2 separate regions of the Homo sapiens genome follow, and region 1 is linked to region 2. The links are chromatin loops, found by intact Hi-C in ENCODE. Cell type or tissue: prostate gland. All regions are shown on one strand. Each heading gives the region's core, and the rest is flanking DNA. Links, peaks and the distances in the headings are about the cores only. Region 1 has its middle 11 kb from the start of HTATIP2. Region 2 overlaps NAV2 (neuron navigator 2).

Region 1 (9,905 bases), core at 2,599-5,098, 400 kb before region 2:
AGATCCACTTTCCACTCTCTGTATCCTTTTCTGTGACTCCACAGCTGACCTCTAAGGCCTGCATCACCCAGTCTACCTTGTCCTCCTTGACCTATCACCTACCTTGGTGATAAGAGTCACCAGTAGGAAATTGAAGCAGAGGAGGAGTATGGGGTTAGGGGCTTTATTCCCCTGAATTCCTGCTATGAGATTGCTATTCCTCGACCCAAGAGCCTCACTCCTGTCTGATAGCCTCCCTGACAGCTGCAGGCACTCTCTCCAGGTTCCAGTAACCACCTCCTTGCCTCAACCTTTTAGACTTAGGAGTAGAAATGGCTCCCCGCTATTGCTAGCACTGAGACACAGCACCATTCCTTGTTGGGTTTTCTTTAACCCTTCCTGCTTCCTTGTAAATAATCTTTCACTAAATTCTCCCTCAGTTACTCTGTTGGAACATGTTCTCTGTTTCTTGCCAGGACCCAAACTGATACACATGATGTGGTAGAAAGCAACTTTGCAGTCAGACGGAAGTAGATTTGAATCCTGGCCATCCACTTAGTAGCTGTGTGACCTCAGTGAAGTCCAACTAGATAAGCACAATATTTATCAAAACAGGAAGACTCTGCTCTGTGAGGTCAGCCACCACATCTATCTCACTGCTACAGCCCCAGCTTTGGGGCAGTGTTTGGCACTTAGTAGGTGCTCAAGAAAAATGTTTTCATGGGGTAGATTTCACCATACCTTATGCATGAGACCTAGGAGAGTAAGAGGTGAACTAGTCAAACATACTTTATGGATGACCCCCAAGAATGTAGCAAGACTTGTGCAAGTAGTGGATCTTAGACACACTCTTTAATGCAGGCAACAAAAGGAAGGGTTGAGGCTGGTAAAAAAAATTAGAAAACATGTCAAGGAACTGACTGGCAAAGAGCACCCTGCCTACTACACCACCATGTCCCTAGAGATCTCATCTCCTCCCCCACTATCACTCCACCTCAAAAGCCAGTTCCCTTCTGAAGGGGGACTCTGTTGAGAGGGCATGTCTTCTTTCTGATGAGGAGGGAACATGAGGGAAGGCACACAAAGAGACCTGAGGGTCCCAGGGAGAAGACAGTGAAGGAACAACCAGATGGGCAGAGGATTTATGCAAGACCAGGGCTGGATTGGCAGGGAAGCCACAGATGTCATGGTCCCTGAAAGTCAAAAAGAGGTGATGAGCTGGTATATTAGTTTCCTAAGGCTGCTGTAACAAATGACCACACACTGGATGGTTTACAACACCAGAAACTTACTCTCTCAGAAGTCTGAAATTGAAGTGTCAGCAGGACCATGTTCCCTCTGCAGGTTCTAGGGGAGAATGCTCCCTTCCCTCTTCCCACTTCTGATGGCTCCAGGCGTTCCTCGGGTTGTGGCTGTAAAACTCCCATCTCTGCCTCTGTCTTCACGTGGTCTTCTCTTCTGGTGTCTGTGTCTTCTGTCTCTTATAAGGACAATTGTCAATGGATTTAGGGCCTGCCCAGATAATCCAGGATGACCTCATATGAAGATCTTTAACTTATTTATATCTACAAAGAACTTTTTTCCAAATAAGTTCATGCTCATAGGGTGCAGAGGTTAGGATGAGGACAGGTCTTTTGGGGGGCCACCATTCAACCCACTACAGATGTTGATATGGCTTGGCTGTGTCCCCACCCAAATCTCATCTTGAATTGTAGTTCCCATAGTCCCCACATGTTGTGGGAGGGACCCAGTGGAAAGTAATTGAATCGTGGGGGCAGTTTCTCCCATGCTATTCTCATGATAGTAAGTTCTCACAAGATCTCATGGTTTTATAAGGGGCTTCCGCCTTTGCTTAGCTCTCATTCTTCTCTCTCCTGTCATTGTGTGAAGAAGGATATGTTTGCTTCCCCTTCCACCATGATTGTAAGTTTCCTGAGGCCTCCCCAGCCACGCTGAAATGTGAGTCAATTAAACCTCTTTCCTTCATAAATTACCCAGTCTCAGGTATGTCTATTAACAGCAGGAGAATGGACTAATATAGTCGGTAAACAGGACAAATATTGGTCATTTTTAAACGAAAGAGTTACTTGATGAACTCTGCACTTAATGGTTAAAGATTAAGCCGAAGGTAGTGTTCAGGGAAGAGATAAAGACAGGAGGGGGCTTCTGGTGAAAGCTCTTGCCAAAGTAACCTACGGGATGATGAAAATATGGACCGATGTAGCCACTGCAGGAAAGAGGAGGAAGTAATGCATATGAAAGACCTTATTTTTTAAAAAATCAATCTTGTTCTCTCCAACAACATGGAAAGAGCATAAGTTTTTGAGTCATATGACCCACGTATAAGCCCCAGTTTGTATACTGACTAGCTATGTACGTTTGGTCAAGCTCTTAGTTTTAGTCTTTTTATCTGTAAGTTGAGGGTAATGGCAAACCTGCTTATTGCATAGGTTTATAGCAAAGTTCAAATCAGATACCACACAGCACTGGTTGTGTGCTGTGACAGTATACCACGTGGCCACATGGTGGCGATTTGCAATTCTGACTACACATGGACATCCCTTGAAGCTTTAGAAAAATAAAGATGCCTGAGTTTGCCCTAGACCTACTGAATTAGGAACAGCAGTTTTAAAAACTCCTTGAGTCATACTGCTGCCCAGTTAAAGGAGAAATTCACTGTGGAAGGACATGGTATTAAGATATAATATCCATAAAGAAAATGAACATAGTCTTCACCTTAGAAAGACCATGTAGTGGCCTGAAGCAAACTGGGGTTCAACTCTCCTCCTTTAAAAAAAAAAAAACTTATGAACATCCTTATAAATCAGGAATTATGATTATTATGGATTCATTTTGTATTTTTAGTAGAGACAGAGTTTCACCATGTTGGCCAGGCTGGTCTTGATCTCCTGACCTCAGGTGATCCACCCGCCTCGTCTCCCACAGTGCTGGGATTACAGGCATGAGCCACCATGCCCGGCCAATTATTATTAATTTTAATATTATCACTAATTATTCAGTTTCATGTAAACATAAAACAAGTTCCAGTTTAATTCTAACTAAGAATTTGAAATATCCGAGCCTGTTTATCCAGCCACTGGGACAGGACACCCAAAGTCTACTTGCTGGGGTCTGAGGAGCTTCCTGGGAGATAACGCATCCAAACAAAAGAAAGATCCTGGTACGAAAAGTTTCACCTCATAAGAAAGATTTAGCCATCAGAAAGGAAGGAGGGTGATTCAAATACAACGTAGGATCTGTTTCTTAATGACATTTACTTCCTGAGCTTCTGCTAGTTTCCCATGGCTTTGTGTAACAGTCCTGTGGTGCACACACAGTGAACCCGAAAAACCAAAACGCTTGTTTTACTAAGGAATGAACAAAAAGCTCTGCAAGACAATGAAGAACAAGCAGCACTGCTTGGAGGCTGCCTTTAAATAAAGGAAAAGTGGAAGGAGAATGGCTGTATTTTATTCTTCCAAAAGGAATTTCCTGCAGTTTTAACTCCTCAAAGAATTCAGAGCCTTGGCCTCAGAAAGGAGGAAGAGGGTAGATGGAGGAGGGGAGGGAGAGGGAAAGAGAGAGAGAGAGAGAATGCAATGAGAACAATCTTATCAAATAACACAGTCAGACAGGGAGACATACTTCCAAAAACGCATTTCATAGATTGTGTGAGTCTTCAGGAGCAGGAGCTGAAGGGACTTCAAATGGATAAGGACAATTTCAGCCTAGGAAACCCAGGTTAAAGGATATTTTACAATTCCTGACATAAGCACTGATTAGAGTAACATACAGGGAAGAAAAACAAGTTTAGTTTATAAAGGTTTGTGTGTACAACGCAGAACATAAATCCAGATCCAGTATCACCGTCCTGCACTCCTGGAAGCATCGCAATCTTGACAGTTGCAGCTAGGAAGCACAAGAGGGCGCCAGAGAAGGTGGAAATGTTTTATTTTCCCGGGTACCATTCAGTGTTGGAAAATCCCCTTTGATCTATTTTTTTCCTTTTTTACCATTAATTCTAGTTAACTCCTTTTATCTTTATTTATAAGCATGCTTACTATTAGTTCTCTTGGCTTTTTTAAGAAATGGAATGACTATGAGCCTTAAGTTTATTGGCTAATATTTCATTATTAACTTGGTTAAGTTGAGGGGTGGGATAGTTCACAAGTGAAAAAGCTAAAATAAGTAAGCAGTTTGGGAGAATGCAGAAGGGAAAGAAGTTGCTAGTGATGGATTAATTAAATAAATTAACATTTACTGGTTGGGTGCCCAGTCGTGTGTTAAACCCTATGGGTAGAAAGATAAAATGCACTCACAAATTTTCATCGAAACATCAGAAGTTAAAATTTCATAATACCTTATTTTCCCTATTTGAAACTCTCCTTATCCTCTTCACCTCTTCATCTGTTAATCTCTTCAGAAGAACTATCTGTAATAGTTAAGCACAAAGGCTTTGGAGTAAGACAGCTGAGTTCAGTTCCCAGTTCTTTCACTTTCTGGCGATTAACTTCCTTGTGCCCTACTTTCCTCGTCTGTAAAATGGGATGATAACAGCACCAACCTCATTGGGTGGTGTGAAGATTAAATGAGATCATCCACGTAAAGTGCTTGGAATTGTGTGATATTTAAGAGTGCAGTCTCTATTATTATTACTATTATTTGAGACAGTCTCTGTCACCCAGGCTGGAGTGCAGTAGCTCGATCTCAGCTCACTGCAACCTCAGCCTCCTAGATTCAAGCAATTCTCCTGCCTCAGCCTCTTGAGTTAGCTGGGATTACAGGCATGAGCCACCACACCAGGCTAATTTTTGTATTTTTAGTAGAGATGGGGTTTCACCACGTTGGCCAGGCTGGTGTCAAACTCCTGACCTCAGGTTATCCTCCCACCTTGGCCTCCCAAAGTGCTGGGATTACAGGCATGTGCCATCACGCATGGCTAATTTTTTGTATTTTTAGTACAGATGGGATTTCACCATGTCGGCCACGCTGGTCTCGAACTCCTGACCTCAAGTGACCTCCCGCCTCGGCCTCCCAAAATGCTGGGATTACAGGTGTGGCCTGGCCTTTTTTTTTTTACTTTTTTCCTTTTCCTCGAGAGAGGGTATTGCTCTATGGCCCAGGCTGGAGTGTAGTGGTTTGATCATGGCTCACTACAACCTCAACTTCCCAGGTTCGAGGGACCCTCCCACCTTAGCGTCTGGCATAGCTGGGACTATAGGTGGCACCGCCATACCCAGCTAATTTTTTTTTTTTTTTTAATAGAGACAGGGTCTCACTATGTTATCCTGGCTGGTCTGGAACTCCTGGACTCAAGCAATCCTCCCACCTTGGCCCTCCCAAACTGCTGGGATTGCAGGTATGAGCTACCATGCCTGGCCCGCTATTTGTTCTTGTTCAGGTACTACCCATTCGTAGGATTCCAACTGCAATAATAAATTCAAACAACTACAGAGCTGGAAAGGAAATAATATCTAATCTAATTCTCTCATCTTATAAATGAGAAAATGAAAGTTTGCCACTTGCTAGCTGTGTAAGATGGAAAAGTTCTTCACCTTTCCAATCCTGTAAAAGGGAATAATGAGCCTCAACATTCTCTTGAAGCTGTTGAGAGAATTAAATGAGGTAATGTACATAAAGCTGTCAATATCACACAAAGTCACTGCTCAGTTCTTCCATACTAGGGTATGGTAAAAAAACAAAACAAAACAAACAAAAAACACAAGACACTCCAGCCAACTACAAACCCTAGCCTTTCAAGAAAAGATGGTCAAGCAGTTTCAGATTTTACAATCATCCTTCTCACCAAACCAAATGAATGACACCCGGAAAGACTATGCAGGCTGTACTCACACAAAGGAAGGGCACTCCCTCATACCTCAAACTTTAAAGTGGCAGCTGGAGATCAAAGAGCTTGGAAATTAAAACACAGCCTAGACCTCTCCCTTCTAGGGAGGAAGAAGAGTCTAGAGACTGAAAGGCAGACAGCCAGGAGGAAAAGACATGGAATGTTCCTTGAGGCTAAATTCCCTCTTGGCAATGACATTAGAAGAGCTGAGCTAAGAAACATATTTTTCTCCCAGTTTAAAAGAAAGCTGGGGAGAAGGGCTGAGGAATGAATGCCTTATTCAGTCGTCTCAGATTGTGAGCAGAAGCTTGGGTGGGTGCAGGTGAACATCCCACTAGAAAGCAAACTCCATGAAGACAGGAGTTGTATCTGTTTGGTTCATTACTATATTCCTGCCACCTGGATTAGTGCCTGGCACTTGGCGGATGCTCAGTAAATATTGAGTAAATATATCGAGACACTCCTTAGAGTAGGGAAAAGTGCAAACCTATTTTTGGAGCTTGGGGAATGCAAAAATAAATTTTAATGAAATTATATATATTTTCTTAAAAATTCATGCAAATTTTATGCTGTGTCATCTATTGGTGTTTATTTTTACATCAATGAGTGACAACACTTGTAGCAGACAGCTGTACTGTTTTATCCAGCATCGATTCCTTATTTCCTTTGTGGCCCGCCCCTTCCCATTCCCCGTCCTGCAGGTGACTCTAGCAGCAATTCTACTTTCAACTCTAAGGCTGGGCCTATGATTCACTTCTAGCCAGTCTGAACGTTTCCTTCCCCGACAACAGCGATTGTTTTAGGGTTAGGCACATTACTCAATCAGACCTCATGTGACATAATTCCTATTTGGCTGTTAACCATGAAAAGAGATGCACTGTCTTCCCTACTGGACCTGGACCTGTGCGGGTATTTGTCTGTGTAGGAGAGGAAAACCAACCTTTCCTTCTATCCTTCTAAGTTCTTAGCTGAAGCCCCTATAACCAAGGACAGATTAACAAGAGAAAGTCATATGAATGTATTTAAGATGTTTTATGTGACATGGAAGCCTTCATTAGGAAATAAAGACCCAAAAAGGAGGTTAAAGACAGTCCCAATAAAAATATGAGCCGTCAGGTTTTAGCTCTCCGTGGTGCCATTTTAGGAGGCTAGAGAAAAATGTGAAACATTAATTTGAAGAGCTGTAGACAGATATTGGAGGAAACTAGAAGATTCAGGACTCAGTTTATAGGTAGATAACAAAACCTTAAAGACAATGAACAAGACTAAAATGGAATACTCACAAAGCTGTGCTACAGGTTTCCATTGAAACATAATTTTTCTCTCTACAATCACCTCCATTTCTCTAAAAAATAATCAAAGTGAAACTAATTTGTTTGCAAAAGGAGCCTAGTCTCATTAAACTTGGTCGGATTGTTGACAATACTACAGCAAGAATAGTGACTGACCACATAGGTCCCTTTCTTTTAGTTCGCTTTGCTAAAACTTTGCATAAAAAAATCTCAGATTAGACTTTTAAAAGCCTCTTAAGGCTAGGAAGCCATGCCAGGGACTTGCCATCAGACCTTGCCTGCAATCTCTGCATATTTAGGCAAATTCCTCTTTTCTTAAGGTTCCCCCAATATTATGAAGTTCCTGGGCCTGCAAGAACTGAAAAGACAACATGAAGCACAGGAAATTATTTTGATCAGACACAAATCTTTGTTTGCTAGGCAGGTTACTTAAAAGGTAAAGAAAAGCCATTTTACAATTTCTTTTTAAGAGAAGACCCATAATCCAAAAAACCATCATTTTACTGTTGCATCATACATTTATGACACTAACATTCTTTTTTTCCCTTTTTCTTTTCTTTTCTCTCTTTCTTTCTTTTTTTTTTTTTTTTTTTTTTTTTTTTTTTTTTGGAGACAGGGTCTTGCTCTGTTGCCCAGCCTAGAGTACAATGACACAATCACTGCTCACTGCAGCCTCACCCTTCCAGGCTCAAGCGATCCTTCCACCTCAGCCTCCTGAATAGCTGAGACTGTCGGAATGCACCACCACACTTGGCTAATTTTTTTTACTTTTTATTTTGTAGAGATGGGGTCTTGCTATGTTGACCAGGCTGGTCTCAAACTCCTTGTCTCAAGTGATCCTTCCACCTCAGCCTCCCAAAATGCTGGGATTACAGGCGTGAGCCACCATGCCAGCCTCATCTCACATTTCTTATAGGTATATGCTGTTTCCTCATAGTACAATTTCTCATATTTATTAGCAGACTCAAATATATTTAGATTCTCTATACTGCATAAAAACAAGATGACAGAAGTATACAAACTTAAACTTATATTCAGCAATTAATGTTTCATTGTTTCATCTTATTTGGAAATGATCTAGATGTTCAATGAATACTCATAATTTAACTTAACTTACTAAAGCTTTAAGGTTTCAAATTACCAAAAAGAGTGGAAACTATTTTTAAGTAGACATATTAAAAACCATAATTTATACATCATAATTATTGCTGAAAAGTTCATTTACAAACTTTTATCCCACTTACAGTAATTCACTTGTTCTTAGTAATTATGCTTGAATTGCTCATGAAAATTTCATGAGATATTAAACACAGCCATCACCTCAAATTATTTTTTGTTTTTGCTGACAAATCAGGCAAATATCAAAAATATCACAGGAGCAAAGAACCTAAAAAGTTAAACATATAGCTTTTTAAAATTTTACTGCTGTACTTGATATATGTCAAGCAATTCATTTTTATTGTATATTTTGTTCTGAGGTTGGATTTATAGTCTTACAATCTTAACTAACCCAGTAAAGATAACTAAAGCTTGTTTGACTAGTAAAGCTAGGTAGAAAATATGTCTGCATTATATTTAATGCTGACAACTCTAAAGGCATATTTATTTTCTTTAACTAAACCAACAATATTTTTATTTACCAAAGATTACCCAGGGCACATGAACTTGAAAATCATTTGAGTTAGTTCCTATATTTCTGAGAGAATACATAATTTATATGAGTATTTTTTAAAGCTGATTAAATAGAACTCTTTTACAAATTAATTTTGGAAATACCATTCAGAGCTAGAAAAATATCACACGTACATAACATTACATGCCAGACACATACATACACATATAAACATATGTACAGATACAAAAAGATCTTATCGCTTTCATTCTAAATCTTAGCAATGAGTTAGATATAAACACAGAAACACAAAATTCACTAATCTACCAAAGAGTTGATTTTCATTTTTGTCTTATTTTTGTAATGCAAATTATGTTTTTGGCAGATGGAACAAGTTAAGGTTACCTACACAATGATGGCTAAAGGAATTTATTTTATTTTATTTTACTTTAAGTTCCAGGATACATGGGCATAATGTGCAGGTTTGTTACATAGGTATACACGTGTGCCATGGTGGTTAGCTGCACCTATTGACCTGACATCTAGGTTCCCTCCCCTTGCCTGCCACCCCCCAAAAGGCCCTGGTGTGTGTCATTCCCCTCCATGTGTCCATGTGTTCTCATTGTTCAGCTCCTACTTATGAGTGAGAACATGCAGTGCTGGTTTCTGTTTTTGTGTTAGTTTGCTGAGGATGATAGCTTCCAGCTTCATCCACGTCCCTGCAAAGGACATGATCTCATTCCTTTTTACGGCTGCATAATATGCCATGGTGTATATGTACCACATTTTCTTTATCCAGTCTATCATTGATGAGCATTTGGGTTGGTTCCATGCCTTTGCTATTGTAAATAGTGCTGCAATAAACATACATGTGGATGTGTCTTTACAGTAGAATGATTTGCATTTCTTTGGGTATATACCCAGTAATGGGATTGCTGGGTCAAATGGTATTTCTAGTTCTAGATCCTTGAGGAATCGCCACACTGTCTTCCACAATGGTTGAACTAATTTACATCCCACCAACAGTGTAAAAGTTTTCCTATTTCTCCACGGCCTCACCAGCATCCATTGTTTCTTGACTTTTTAATAATCACCATTCTGACTGGTGTGAGATGGTATCTCACTGTGGTTTTGATTTGCATTTCTCTAATGATCAGTGATGTTGAGCATTTTT
Region 2 (9,905 bases), core at 3,300-5,799:
CATTGGCTCCAAGCCCTACAGATGGGTCTGTCCACATAGCTGAGTCTTTACCTTTCCTTGACAGCTCAGTCTTCCTAATCCCACTGAGACCAGCCCACTGGCTGGCTGGCAACCTGAACTTCCCAAGCGTTCCAAGAGCGCCAAAAGCCAAGATCGTTTCAGTGGGATCGGCCTAGAGAAACGAGAATCTATCCTTTCCAAATCTCGAGATGCCTGCCACACCCTGCTGGAACCTGCCATAAATCAGTGCCTTTCAGGACAGCCTCTCCTAAATTCATTTATCTTGGCTCCAGGGTGCGTTAGGCTGTAAGGAGCACTCTGGCTTTCTCTCCTATCAGTCTGCCAGAAACAACAGCCTATCAAGGTCACTCCAGGTCTGGTCTGGACATATTCACCAGATAAGAAAGAGCCTTTCATGCTATTAATCTACCCCCTTTGATTCAGGGTACTGTCTGCTATGTTCTATGCTGACTTGGTGAGAAATACCTCACACATTTGTCCCATAATGTTCAGTGAAAGAAGGAAGAGATGAACAGGGGCATGTCTATCTTCCATCAGTCCACATGGCAAATGCCCCTAGTTCTCTCTTTTTCTTGTATTGACAATGTCAAGCTCACAGGGTTAGAGGCAGTCTAAACTGACAGGGCCCAGAAGAAGAAAGACATGTGGCTACGTCCTCAAACTCAATGGTGCTACAATCATAGGCACAAATTCATTTAGCGGAATATGGTTGGCCTTGCCATTTTTAAAGTTAGTTGTAGCATTCATTTGACATTTTTTTTTTCTCAGACAAGGTCTTGCTCTGTCACCCAGGTTGGAGTGCAATGGTGTAATCACAGCTCGCTGCAGCCTCAACCTCCTGGACTCAAGTGATACTTCCACCTCAGCTGGGACCACAGGAACATGCCACCATGAACAGCTTTTAAATTATTTGTTGCAACAGGTCTCACTATATTGCATAGGCTGGTCTTGAACTCCTAGGCTCAAATGATCCCCCCATCTCAGCCTCCCAAAGTGCTGGGATTGCAGATGTGAGTCACCATGCCCAGCCAACAAATATTTATTGACTGCTTACTATGCAACAGGCAGGCACAGTGCCAGCCAATGAAGATACAGGAGCATTCAAGACAGATTTGACCCTAACCTTTAGAACTTACAACAGGTTTGGGTTTTGTCTTTCCTATCCCATATATATATATATGTGTGTATATGTATATATATATGTATATATGTATATATATATGTATATACACACACACACATATATACACATATATATACACATACATACACACACACACATGCATATACACACACACATATACTCACATACATACATACAAACACTAATAAACCAATTCTGATGTAGTGCTACCAGTGCTAATACAGATACAGCAAGTAACAAGGAAGCATACAGAAAGGTCACTACCTCTGCTTGGATGGAATCAGAGAGGAGATGACCTGACAGGCAATAAAGGAAAAGATACAAGGTATTATACATGCAAATGATGCATGAGAGCACGAAGCACCCTCTTATGAACAAATAATACAAACAAAAATAAAGTATAACAACTATCCATATAGCATTTACATTGTATTAGATATTATAGGTAATCTAGAGATGATTTAAAGTATATAGGAGGATCTACATAGGTTATATGCAAATACTATGCAATTTTACATGAAAAACTTGAGCATCCACAGATTTTGGTATTTTCTGGGGGTCCTGAAACCAATCCCTCATGGATACTGAGGGATGACTTTAATTAATTCAGCATGAATGAGTTCCTCAATTTCTGAAGAACGGAGTCTCCCCGCAGGCATCTGTGCCCATATTTGTTGATGGAGTAATTCCTGCCACCAAGGAGGGAAGACAGCAGCCCCTAAAAAGCCACTGTGGAAGACCAAATGCTTACATCCTGTTTTCTCTCTACACTAGGCTATTGATCAGCCTCATTCTCAAAAGCCAACATCCTTAGCCCTAAATATCACCAGCCAGGAGCTTTAAACCAACACAATGACTCACAGTGAAAAGGAATTGAGACCACAGCCTCTATCAACCACTAGATGGACACCACAGGCTAAGCTGGCTTTCTCCAAGTGTTCTGTAAATAGAACCATTGAGCTTCATAGCGTGTGGTAGCGAGTTATATAAGCATAAGGTCCTGCCAGAGTAGGCATCAAGAATAGACCATTCTCAAAATATTAAATACCTGCTAAGTCCCAGTCTCTGGGTTTAGAAAAATAATGAGTGCTGTCTGCCTGCTAGGAACTCCAAGTTTAGTGGAGAAAGACACACACACACACACACACACACGCGCGCGCGTGCACATTTCTTGTGCATCTCAGATTCTTGCCTGTTCTTTTCAAGCTCTATCTCTAATATTCAAAGGTTAAGAACTTGTTCCAGTTCACTTGGCAGAGCCAGGATTAAATCTCAAGTCTGTCTGCCTTTTAAGAACATACTCTTTCCTCAGTACCATCCAGTGGCTTTCAGACACTTCCCATGCAAAGTGAAACGCTTATATATAAGGGTAGGTGTGAACCAAGACTACCAGAAACACGTGAGACTGAGCTAACTGTGACTGGGGGAATCCCAGAGGACATCACAGGGGAGACATTTTCTTCAGGATTAGTCAGATGGGCATGAGGGGAAAGGAATTCCAGGAAGAAAGCAGCATGTCCCAGGAGGGAGGGCTTTGCAAATGCAGGAACCAGAGGCAGGGCTTTGCAAATGCAGGAACCAGCTTTTGGTGGTGGCAGGTAGCCTAGAGCAGTGGGAAGTCTGGAGTGTGTGAAGGGAAATGTGGCCGGGGGCAAGTCAGCGAAGGCAGATGAGGCAAAGGCCATGAAGAGCCTCCACAGTCAGTTAAGGCATTCAGATCTGTTCCCACAGGCAATGGGAAGCCATCAAAGGTTCTGAGAGGGAGAAACTTCTGATGTTATATTTAAAGGGTCATTTTTTTGTCCATAAAGGGATATCTACTTATACTTTGGAACATTACACAACTCAGTGCCTCCTTTGAAAAGAAAAAAAAAATCATTTCAAACATATGGACGTGGAGTCTGCCCCTTTAATTTTATTCTGTACCATATGGCACTTTGAATTTTTAGAATATGAGTAGAAGATTGACTTCACAGATCAAAACCTAGTAAGAGAAATTTCATCTGTTATTTTAATTTCCTCCCCACTACAGCCAATGCCCAATTTATCAATCCAATAAAAGGGATGAGTGAGATCAGATAACAACCTGTAAAGTACTTAGACATGCCTGGTATATACCAGGCACAATATAAGAACACACACACACACAAAGTGTAAGAGGCATTTGCCCTTAATTCTTAGCTAAACTACATGGTAATATGGTAATAAAGTAATTTCAGCCCTACCATAGGGAGAATTGAAGGATACACACAGGTGCACATGCACACACCAGTACAGAAAATGAACTAGAGGCATCAAAAAATAGCTGTTATGCCAAGCCGAAGTACAGCATCACTTTAAAAACAGAGGTCTTAGGTTTTTAGAAACCAGAATTTACTTCCATATCAGATTTTCTAAATAAACTTACTATAAACTTTTACAAGAACTTTCCTCAAAGAGCCTCTGTACAGATTGATATATTACTCATACATCAAGGCTACATTTCTACTAAGCCAAATAAACATCTGGACAAAAGCTTTAATCATTTCATTGTTTCCAAGCGCCTGGATGTTTGAGGGAGATAAGGCATCTAGACCCCGACTGGGATTTTGGTCTTTATCAGATACAACTGCAAACAGAAATCCAGCTGAAGGTTTAAAAACCATATTAATTGTAGCACTTCAAAGCTCAGGGAAGTCAAATGACATGCCTAACGTCACAGAGCTGGCAAGAGGTTGGGGAGGGTTTAAGCCCTGGTCTGCCCAATATGATATCCCAGTCTATTTCCCTTTCACTACATCAATTGCCTCAACAATGCCTTATTCAGCACATTCTGAAGCACAGAATAACCAGCCTTTCAATATTTACAACCTTGCCAGTTTATAGGAAGAATATGATGAGTAGAAAAGACATTAAGTGTCTTGCTCTGAACTCTGCGTGTAAACACAAACTGGTAACTTGGCCTCAAAGCAGAAATTCACATGCATTTCCACAGAGTGGATACATGCTTAACAAGTGTTCTAGAATGCTACAACTAGAAGGAGCATTAGGTTCCATCTGGGCTACCTCTCCTCATGCTGAGGGTACATTTCTACATTAAAAGGAACAGGAAGAGAAACCAGACCAAAGTTCTCCAGTTTCAGTAATTGGGTGCTTTGCTTACGTTTCTGAACTTTTTATCTACACTTGCTCTAAGTGCTATCACACATGCTAAAACGTAAACTTGGCAAAGCTGGAACTGAAATGTAAACATCGGTGCTTTTAAGCAAAGGTAAAGGCTCTGGTTTGGATGGTTAAAGAAACCAGGAGTTTCTCAGTCGGCTATCACTAAGATTCAGGTTAGAGTGTTTCAATGTCTCCACCTTGTGGACATAATCAACACTACATCAAAATGAATTCACTGGCCATCTTTTTAGAATTGAAAGACTGGTTCGACAATAAAATCAACTATTACAGGATACAAAAACCTCAAAACAAGCCACAATTTGTTCGGTAGTATATGAAAATGGGAATTGATAATAATAAATCTGAGTCCATGCTAGATACCAAAAGTCTTCTAAACAATAATACAAAGATTACATTATGTGAAATTCAGTTGTAATAGGTGTATGCTATTGTTTTTCATGTTTATGGAAAACTAGAAAAAAAAGGATGCTCTAAGTTGACCAGGTCATTTAATTTCTCACTCCATTAATTGCGCCAGCCATTCCAGGCAGCAGAAATTTGTTGTACTGTAAGGTGTTGGGCAGCTCAGAAAACACTACAAAATAAAGGCCTCAGAAGTGAAAGTTTCTCTCTGACCTTTTTCTGCCCTCTGGTCTCTCAATCCTATTTCCCCTGAGGCCAGCCATAGAAACTAGAATCCCTCTGCCCCTAGGTAGGCCATAGAAATCAGAACCCTTTTTCCCCAAAGCCAGTCATAAAACCTCCAAACATTATTCTAATTTTCCCTCTTCCTTTCTGTGTGAAGCCTGGGCATAAGGAAATTATCTGACCCACCTTGTTTGATTGTAGAAACCTCCATTACAGAGAGGGCTCTGCCCCATACGCAGAAGGCAGGAATGCTTCTCAGAAGGGCCAAGAAGAACCTTGCTTGGTTTCCCCACTCCATCTGCTAGCATTAGATCATACCTTTTTTGCCCAATCATATTTCTACACAGCTGCCCGTACTTTGTAGAACCTAAGCATAAAATTGGACAATCTCCCCTATATCTTTGGGTATTCATTCTGAAGGCTTCTGTGTATATACATTAAGTAAATTTGTATGTCCTTTCTCCAATGAATCTGCCTTTTGTGAGCTGATTTTCCAGTGAACCTTCAGAGGGTAAAGGGGAAATTTTCCTTTTGCCCCTGCAAAAGGTTTGGTGGATTCTGTTTTCAAAGATTTCACTACCCAAGATAGTTCTAAAAGTAACAGGCTGAAAACCAAAGCACCTCTATGCCTCAGCTTTTAATGAAATAAAAGAACACTTCTAGTCACAGAGGTAGAACAGAGAAAAATCAAATTCATTTTGAAATAAACTCTAGTAGTTGTAGTATTTCAATACAGCAATAAAACGTTGGCAAGATGGTACACTATTACGCTCTGTCCCTAATAGCTGCAAGCCCTTGGGCAAGTTATTTAACCTTCCTGGACTTCACCTTCCTCATCTCTAAAATGGGGACTATGATATCATCTACCTCAAAGGATTGCTATGGAGATAGAACAAGAGAGTATAAAAGTAAAGCACCTAGCACTGTGTTTGGCATATAGGAGAGTTAGCTATTATTTAAATTATAAAAATACTGGCTCACCCATTGGGTTCTTGATCATTATTTTCATGGAAATGAGTGGCACAATTAGTATTTCTGCTTTTTCTTATCTGTAACTTTAACAGCTAGAACATTCAAGGTGGAAAAGATCTTGGAGAACTTCTGGGCAAGTCATGTTAACAGATGAAGGAAGAAGTCCCAGGCAAGTGAAATAACTCACTGCACCTTAAGTCTGCAGGGTGATCTGAGAGGGGAGCATGAACAAGTTACCAGCCAGGCCTCGTGCTATACAGTCATGGCAGGCTCCACCTGAAAGGTTCCTTAGACATCATCTCATCACTCCCCTTCACTTCATATATGAGCACACAGAGAAACAGGGAGGCTGGATTTGTTCATTCATTCACTGATTCACGTGTTCATTGATTTAGCAATATTTATGAGCTCCTATTATACACAACACACTGGGGATTCTGCAGTGAACGCGCAAGACAAGTCCTTGCTTTATGGTACTTACTGCTGCAAGTAGGAGGGGGCCGGGAGGCAACAGAGGATATACACATAATCAGGCTAATTTCGAATAGTGATAATCTTCCAAAGGAGCCTGCCACAGAGTGGTGGAGATGCGTAGGGCAGGAGGCAGGACACACACCTACTTCAAATTGCATGGTCAAGGAGGGCCCCTCCAAGGAGGTGTCAGCTGAGCAGCAAGAAGGACCTACCATGCAAAGATCTGGGAAGCAGAATCCAGGCTGAGAAACAGAGTGCAAGGCTGTGAGGCCGGAAAGAGCTTGACAAGATTGAAGATTGGAAGGGACAGCTGCAGCAGGGAAATAGGTAGGAGAGAGGAAGATGAGATCTAAGAGGCAGGTACAGGCCAGATCTCATAGGCCCGGGGAGGCCGTCTAACCTGCAAGTAGTCCATCCTCAGTGCAAGGTTTGGTTTAAGGGACTGATGCGACATGGTTTGTTTTCAGGTATTACTCTGTTGTGATTTACTGGCCAAGCCTGGACTACCCAGGCCTTCAGACTCACAGCCGAGCAGCGTTTCCCTCCATGTCACACAGCCTTTGATATGGACAGCAGAAACTCAGGTGGGCAGTTTGACCTCCTCCAGAAGAATCAAATAGAGCCCTACAAAAGAGAAGCCAGGTGCCAAGCCCTCTTTCTCTCTGGGAGAAAGGGCGGCCCCGGGTACTTACCCGCTTGTAATGTCATCGGTCCGGATGTTCTTGCTCAGAACATCCCCGTCGCTCATGTAGCCGGGGGCATCCATGCTGATGCCTTCCAGGTCCATCTCATCTCCTGCCTTGTCTGAGACGTCCACATGGCAGACACTACTGCCCCGGGAGGCCAGCTGCCTTCTCAGAGGGGCGGAGTACACATAGCGACCTGACTCAGTGTTGATGAACCTGCTGGCGTTGGCTCGAGGGGGATACCCATTGCCCATTGAGGGGGCGTCTCCTGCTTGGAGCCGAGGGCTGGACTGGCCCAGTCTCCAGGACAGAGGTGTGGGCCTCCCTGTCAAGCTGAGTATGCTACGGCCACTCATCTCCGTGGTGACATTGGTGTCAAACGTGGTTTCCAATGTGCTAGAAACAAAACCAACCTGATTAGACTCAAAGGTACCTAGTATCCTTCACAGTTTATATGTTCTTTAATTATTTAGAATTATGAAATAATCCTCATATATAAAATAGGATAAAACAGCCAGCCCCCATGTACCACCTGATGTGCTTCCTCTGCTCAAAATGAGAAAGGAAAGCTACACATCTACATAACATTCTGAAAAGCCTACCGGAGACTTTCCCTGCTAAAACATGGTACAAGAAACGAATTACTTTAATTAAATGACCTCAACTACTAGAATTTTCTTTCCAGGCCAGATGCAGTGGCTCACTTTCCAGGCCAGATGCAGTGCCTGTAATCCTAGCACTTTGGGAGGCTGAGGAGGGCGGATCATGAAGTCAAGAAATCAAGACCATCCTGGCCAACATGGTGAAACCCCATCTCTACTAAAAATACAAAAATTAGCTGGGCATAGTGGCATGTGCCTATAGTCCCAGCTACTCGGGAAGCTGAGGCAGGAGAATCGCTTGAACCCAGGAGGCTGAGGTTGCAGTGAGCTGAGATTGCATCACTGCACTCCAGCCTGCCGACAGAGAGTGAGACTCCATCCCCCCCGGCAAAAAAAAAAATAAGAATTTTCTTTCCAATCTGGGAAAGAAAATACTAGAAAATGCTGAACTGATTAGGATGGGGCATGAAGGTTCCTGCTTGCCCATTCATTCTAGGATGTTGCATCACAGCCTTCTTTTCCTAAGGGTGGGATTCTCCACCCACCGGGAGTTCCTAATACCACATTTTACATCCTCAGCTCCCTCCCAACTGAGCAGTGGACACAGTTCTAATTTTCTAACCCTCTAAAGTTCACTTCCCCCAGACTTTTGCTTTTCTCATATTTCATCCAAAAAGCCTGGAAAGATTGGTAAATGCCTGGGCTTGAGTTCCCTCTTCAATCAAGTTACATGGACTAGAATCTGCCCAAGGATGAGCTCAATCTCTTGGCAGAGTCTGTCTTCCACTGTTTTCACAGCGCTGCAGTTTCTTGCAGCCCAGTCAAGACTATCGTGTGCACCTTCACAGGAAAACTGGAATTTCCTCACTGAGCAGAGAATGAGATTCTTCCCTGCAGAAGAAACCACTGAAGTCTTCCCTCCTGTCATAATTACCATCCCACCGTCAAACTGCTATGCCAACATTAAGTCAGTGTCAGTGACGATGGTGGAAAAAGGGATGTTTCACACCTAATGGTAGAGTCACAAGATCCAATATCTGACTCCCCTTCATTCAGATACCTAAAGGTTTAAGAGGGTACCACCCCCAAACCCCCGAGTTTACTCTCCTCTGGAAGAGCCAATTTGGTCCCTTAAGCTGTTTTTGTTTTCCTCTGATCTTGGAAGTGGCCTTATTTTTCTCAGATTGGACCCCTTGTTTTGGGCCTCGGTCCTATTGGAGATGGAACCCACAGTGGTTAACCCCAATCTTCCAAAACTGCTGACAGTGGGGAAGCCCTGTGGTTTCCTTGCCATAGCCACTTATCAAAGAAACTGAAATTGGAGAAGCAAAGGAGACTCCCTGGGAGCTCAGTGGGGACAACAAGAACTTTCCTTGATTTCTACAACTATAAAACCTCCTCCTGCCCAAATCACAAAAGACATCCCAGGGTTGCATCCTCTTCAACTTCTTGTTCAACAATGAAAGCACCTGATGTTTCCAATGTAATACTAGATTTCATCCAACTAAATCAGAGTTAAAACATGATCATAAGTTTTTATAAATATTTCCTTACATGTTTTATGTACGTGCATGACTAACAATATTACAGAGTGCTGCATATCAGAAGATTGGGTAGGAATTCAAGCTATTCAGTTTATCACACAGGTCAAATATAGTTCACCTGCTCATTTCCACAGCACCAGACAGTTATAGAAAATGCAAGTAAAGTGAAATTTAAATAGAGCTGGTCTACAGTATCCTTTGTTGAATGGATTTAGCAACCTTCTGCTTTTGGGAAAAATCTGTCTATACTAATTTTTTATTTCCTATAACTCTCTTCTGCATGTCATATGGCATTCTTTGTGAATTCCGGCACATTTGGAAAGCGAGGCTATGATCCATTATAACCAAATCGCTTTGCTACTGCTATGAACAAACACAGGAGAAAATTAGGATACCAGGTAGTTCAGTAAAGTAATTCACACTGCAGATACCTGTGTGTAACCTGAGTTCCCCTTAAACTGGACATGGTTTCCTCCAAATTCTGCCGCAGATCAGCGATGTTCTTCACTGTCCGCAGCCGCCGAGCCTCAGGATCTTCCCCTAGAAAGATGAGGGTTAAGACTAGTTTAATTCTCTGACCAACCATGAGCTTCATAAGGGCAGCATCCATGTCTATGACCATAACCATATTCCATGCTCAGCACGTGCCTTGCTGTGGGTGCTTAATAAG

Evidence for each region. Peaks named below come from ENCODE experiments on the same cell type or tissue, not always from the same donor. Only the 100,000 strongest peaks of a DNase experiment are listed, where the experiment ranks them.
Region 1: a loop joins it to region 2, with 5 times the contacts of the local background. A loop is called at or near these places in 52 of 110 quality-filtered maps.

What each region holds. Positions count from the first base shown.
Region 1 is chr11:20,348,027-20,357,931 of GRCh38, reverse strand. No RefSeq gene overlaps it. Among named protein-coding and RNA genes, the nearest start is that of HTATIP2, 11 kb to the left of the region's middle. In prostate gland, for the core only: a CTCF peak has its summit at 3,920 (motif pointing right); no DNase peak of the experiment used is centred there.
Region 2 is chr11:19,946,271-19,956,175 of GRCh38, reverse strand. It overlaps NAV2 (neuron navigator 2), which reads right to left. Exons shown (of 38, transcript NM_145117.5): 9 at 9,667-9,775; 10 at 7,096-7,485. Among named protein-coding and RNA genes, the nearest start is that of NAV2-AS3, 30 kb to the left of the region's middle. In prostate gland, for the core only: a CTCF peak has its summit at 4,515 (motif pointing left); a DNase peak (open chromatin) is centred at 4,475.